Linked DNA regions of Homo sapiens: region 1 is linked to region 2. A link is an interaction called in ENCODE POLR2A ChIA-PET data of the cell type or tissue named here. Cell type or tissue: Panc1. All regions are shown on one strand. Each heading gives the region's core, and the rest is flanking DNA. Links, peaks and the distances in the headings are about the cores only. Region 1 overlaps DNM3 (dynamin 3). Region 2 overlaps DNM3 (dynamin 3).

Evidence for each region. ChIA-PET counts read pairs that join two places held together with the same protein. Peaks named below come from ENCODE experiments on the same cell type or tissue, not always from the same donor. Only the 100,000 strongest peaks of a DNase experiment are listed, where the experiment ranks them.
Region 1: POLR2A ChIA-PET joins it to region 2 with 10 read pairs; 2 of 35 experiments call an interaction of 5 or more read pairs at or near these places.

Annotation. Positions count from the first base shown.
Region 1 is chr1:172,183,847-172,186,658 of GRCh38, forward strand. The region is part of intron 14 of DNM3 (dynamin 3); the gene reads left to right. Among named protein-coding and RNA genes, the nearest start is that of DNM3OS, 40 kb to the left of the region's middle. In Panc1, for the core only: no CTCF peak of the experiment used is centred there; no DNase peak of the experiment used is centred there; H3K27ac peaks cover 2,500 bases.
Region 2 is chr1:172,013,549-172,016,360 of GRCh38, forward strand. The region is part of intron 4 of DNM3 (dynamin 3); the gene reads left to right. Among named protein-coding and RNA genes, the nearest start is that of MIR3120, 120 kb to the right of the region's middle. In Panc1, for the core only: no CTCF peak of the experiment used is centred there; no DNase peak of the experiment used is centred there.

The sequences.
Region 1 (2,812 bases), core at 167-2,666, 170 kb after region 2:
TTCCTTCTGCCTTAGCCTCCCAAAGTGCTGGGATTACAGGCATGAGCCAATACACCTGGCTTCAAAGTTTTTTTTTTTTTCTAGAGAATCAGCAGTGTAATAGAAATTAATATTCTAGTACTCAAAACAACAGCAATCATAACAATAATAGCAAAATCTATGTTCTTGGCTCAGTTACACTCAAGTAATAGCTTGACCTTGGATTAGTTGCTTTATCTCAATTTTATTTCTGCAAAGTAGCGTGAGGATCCCTATCCTGCTCACCTCACAAGTTGTGAAGTTCATTAGGTTTATTGTTGCAATGTTTTCTAAATCTTCTCATTAAATGATGTTAAAACCTACTAAGAACTCAAACAATCCCAGACACACTGATGGAGAATTTAGATATGTAGTCTGAATATAGCATCAGACAACCTGAACTGTTAAACAAGCAAAGAAAATTATCACAAAATAAACATGGAAAATATCATTACATTGACCACCATTTAAATTGCACAGTTCTTGTAAGACATACCCACTACATAAAATAAAACCCATCTGCAGAGACACAGCAGTTTTTCTGCAGTTGGGAGTTGGTGATTGAAAAGTAGGAATTTGAAATTAATTTTTTTTAGAAATTGAGAAATTTTATCCTCCCTTCTAAACAATGACCCTCAACACAGTAATGAGCAGCACAATCTGGAGGGTATGGTAATATCCCAGAATATGTCCCCAGGCTAGGTGCTCAGGGCCTAACTTGCCTTTTTAAGAAATTCATTGTTTCTGTTGAATGTTGCTCTCTTCATATTGTCTACTTTAAAAGACAAATACTTCTGGGATGTGTAAGCCCAGGAATGGGAAAGGAGGAAAAATCATCTTAGAGTTTATTAAGTACGGAATCTGACCCATGGACTTGATATGTGCATTCTCATTGCAGACTTGGGTTTGGGGTTTTACAAATGTAGAATCCAAATATTAGAGAAGTTCATCGCTTTCCTGTCACCCTCTTAAGGGAATGAACTGTGTAGCTGAGATTTGATCCCCTAGTTGGTCTGCCAGCAAGCCCATGTTCTTTCTTTTGCACACCCTATACCATATAATAAATTAATTCATGAGATGCTGTCTTTGTAACAGCTGAGAATTGGAACACTAAGAGAGCATCGAACATCTGGAATAGAAGTAAAGTGATTTGGAAAAAAAAAGGGAGGCTGGAAACTTAGTCAACACATAGGGGCAGCTCCTCTCACTCAGTGTTCATGCTGGGTCCTGAAGATAAGTAGGTTTTGCTCTTTGCCTCAGTGGTCTTTGACGGACTCTGGGTACTAAAGCTAAGATGGAATTGAGGGAAGCTCCTAATGCCTCCTTTATTTGCATCGGCAGTGAGATTGAAAGAGGCCCCTTCAGTGTGTGAATACCTGAAATTAAAGACTAGAAATATGCATTTAGACTGTTTACTTTAGGTTTCCTGTTTACATTTGTTCCAATTTTATTCTCTCACTGGGGAGTAGAATTGGAATGCAGAGAAAAAGGGGTGAGCACAAGACAAAGGGAAGTGAAACTCAATTTTGAAAGCAGAACCATTTTTACATTTAAGTTGAACTGTGGTTTTAAAACATTTAGCTCTCTATTGGAAACCATTGTGGGTGGGGTGCATTTGTAACAGAGCTTCACCTAATTCATTCTATATGCTTGGCAGAGGAAAGGCTGAAATCAGAGCCAAATTCCAAAGAGCCTCTGAGGGAAGCAAGGTCACACTCTATTCAGAATTATATAGCAACCTGGCCTAAACAGAAGATTTTTAATGTGTTTGTGCACTTAGGAATCATTTTTCTAGACTTTGGTAATTGTTTATCCATTTTGTGAAGTTCTATTGTAAATGTATTGCAAACACTGCTTCATAGCTAGATAAGAACAACTGCTGAATAATCTAAGTCAACTAAGTTTATTTCATAGCTGGTTTTGAAACTGGGAATAAAATAATATAGAAGGGTTTATTGATTAGTTCCACTGTCATAATAAGCCTGGAGAAATGTCTTAGGAGCCACATTTTGACTTTTTTGTCTGACGAATTTGGCCCATCCTCAAATAAAAATTGTTTTTTAATTCCAAGCAGTCATATTATGAACAGTTGTTATATTTTACATTGTTTTATAATTGGTCTCCTGCATGATAAAACTCATTTGCAAGGCAGAAAGGCAAAAATGTGAGAAGCAAGAAACCAATTTATTGTTAATCAATAATTACAATAAAAATGGGAATAAGGAGAAATGTGATTTTAACTCACTTCCTGGGAAGACATTCCAGAGTTTGGGGGATGACAGAACATCTTTTGGGTGCTTAGGGACCAAAAGGGAGTGAGGACTTCAGACTTTGAAGTTATTTTTGCTTACGACCAACCAACTTTACCTCAAAGTGCAGAGTGCTTAAAAGTTAATTTAAACGTCGGTTACAAATTCCAAGAAATGTGGAGATATAACCCAGAAAGGCAACATGACCTAGAGAGCTGAACAAGGGTTTGGGAATGTGGACTTGGTTGTTAACCCTGTGTCAGTTGCTGTTTTTTTTTTTAACTTTGTAATGATGAAATGCAGTTTCCATTCTCCTGACCACCTTAAGGTAGTACCAATCGTGGGTAAAATAATATAGAAGAGATATAATATAAAAGGGGAAATAATTTAGAAGGACAATGCTGTCCCCCCCTTTTGAAGATGACATGGATTTAGAGCAAAGTTTTGGTTATTTTTGAGAGGTCCAGAATCCAGGCATCTGCCTCTTTTGATACAAAGGCTGCTACTTCTTGCTTCTTCAAGGGACTTCTCACCCTCTATTGATG
Region 2 (2,812 bases), core at 223-2,722:
CCTAGTGTTGTATAAGAACTATGATTTCAGTGTACATAGGAAGATTTAAGGGCACAAAGAAAGGGCTCTGAGTTATGCTTGTGGGATCCTGATTGAGGACCCATTAATGAGGTCTGAAAGAAATTTTGAAGGATAGGTAGGAGTTGACCAAAAAAATAAAGAGAAGGGTATTTGGAGCTGATGGGAATGGGATTATAAAGGTGAGGGGGGCATGTGAAGAAGTAAAAGTCATTGGGTTTGACTGAGGCTTAGTATTGGAGTAGGTTGAAGATATTGTTGAGAAATGAAGCTGGTGAGATCACAACTTTTACTTATTGAATGATTTTTATGTACCACATACTTTACAGGTATTATTTAAATTAATACACTTTATTATTTTGAGCAGTTTTAAGTACTCAGCAAAATTAGGCAGCAAGTACAGAGAGTTCCCATATAACCTCATCCCCACCGTGTGCAACCTCCCCTACTATCAGCATTCCACACCAGAGTGGTATATTGTAATCAATTGTCCCACAGACACTTGAACACACATGTTTATAGCAGCACGATTTGCAACGGTGAAAATATGGAACCAGCCTAAATGCCCATCAATCGAGTGGATAAAGAAATTGTGGTATAAATATATATGATGGAATACTGTTCAGCCATTAAAAGGAACAAATTAATGTCATTTGCAGCAACCTGGATGGAACTGGAGACTGTTATTCTAAATGAAGTAACTCAGGAATGTAGACATAAAATTTTAATCTATTTGGGTAAATACAAAGGAGGACAATTACTGAATCATATGGTAATAATATATTTAGTTTTGTTAGAAACTTGCAAACTGTCTTCCAAAGTGGCTATACCATTTTGCATTCCCTCCAGCCATGAATGAGAGTTCCTGTTGCTCCACATCCTCACCAAATTTGGTATTGTCAGTTTTGTGGATCTTAGCCATTCTAATAGGTGTGTAGTGGCATTTCATTGTTGTTTGAAGTTGCAATTTCCTAATGTAATATGATGTTGAACATCTTTTTCATAGGCTTACTTGTCATCTGTTTATCCTCTTTGGTAAGGCTGTTCAGGTATTTTTCTCATTTTTTAATTGAGTTGTTTCTTGTTGAGTTTTAAGAGTATTTTTGTGTATTTTGGATAACAGTTCTTTATAAGATGTGGGGTTTCTTTTGCAATTGTTTTCTTCTAGTCTGTGACTTGTTTTCTCACTTTTTAATTTTTTTTTCTGAGCAGAGCTTTTAAGTTTTAATAAAGTCCCCTTATTGATTATTTCTTTCATGGATCATGTCTTTGGTGTTGTGTCTAGAAAGTTATTGCTGTACCAGGGTGATGTAGGTTTTTATCCTATGTTAACTTTTAGGAGTCTTTTCAGCTTTGTGGGTCTATTACCCACCTTGAGTTAATTTTTATTAGGAGTGTGAGGTTTGTGTCTATATTCATCTTTTAGCATGTAGGTGTCCAGTTTTTTCAGCAAAATTTTTTGAAAAAACTCTTTGCTCCACCATATTGCCTTTGTATCTTTGTCAAGGATCTGTTGACTGTATTTATATGGGTCTGTTTCTGGGCTCTATTTTATTGTTTTACATGTCTATTCTTTCACTAGTACTACACTGTGTTGATTACTGCAGCTTTATTGTAAGTCTTAAAGTCAGAGGTGTCAGTCCTCCAGCTTTGTTCTTCTTTTATATTGTGTTGGCTATCCTGGGCTCTTTGCTTCTCCATACAAAACTTAGAATCAGTTTGTTGATATCCACAAAATAACTGACTGGGATTTTGATTGAGATTTCATTGAATCTATAGATTAAGTTGGGAAGAACTAATATCTTTGCAATATTGAGTCTTTCTACTTGTTAACATGTAAATAGCTCTTCATTTATTTAGTTCTTCTTTAATATCTTTCATCAGAGTTTTGTAGTTTTCCTCATACGGATCTTGCATATATTTTGTTAAATTTATACTTAAATATTTCATTTTGGGGGGTTCTAATGTAAATAGTAATGTACTTTTAATTTCAAATTCTGCTTGTTTATTGCTGGTATATAGGAAAATGATTGACTTTTATATATTAACCTTGTATTCTGTAAACTCTCTATAATTGCTTATTAGTTTCAGGAGTGTTTTTGTCAATACTTTTGGATTTTCTATATACATAATTATGTCATCTGTGAGCAAAGACACTTTTATTTCTTCCTTTACAATCTATAAAGAGTTATTTCATTTTCTTTTCTTATTGCATTAGCTAGGACTTCCAGTATGATGCTGAAAAGCACTGGTGAGAGAGAACATTTTTGCCTTTTTCCTGATGTCAGTGGGAAAGCTTTGAGGTTTTCACCATTAAGAATGATGTTGGATGGGCACAGTGGCTCATGCCTGTAATCCCAGCACTTTGGGAGGCCAAGGTGGGTGGATCACCTGAGGTCAGGAGTTTGAGAGCAGCGTGGCCAACATGGTGAAACCCCATCTCTACTAAAATTACAAAAAAAAAAAAAAAATTAGCCAGGCATGGTGCTGGGTGCCTGTAATCCCAGCTACTTGGGAGGCTGAGGCAGGAGAATCACTTGAACTCAGGATGCAGAGGTTGCAGTGAGCCAAGATTGTGCCACTGCACTCCAGTCTGGGCAAGAGAGTGAGACTCCATCTCAAAAAAAAAAAAAGAAAAAAAAAAGAATGATGTTAACTGTAGGTGTTTTGTAGATGTAGATGTTCTTTATCAAGTTGAGAAAGTTACCCTCTATTTCTAGTTTGCTGAGATTTAAAAAATTATGAATTGGTATTGAATTTTGTCAATTTTTTCTGCATCTTTTTAAGTTTTTCT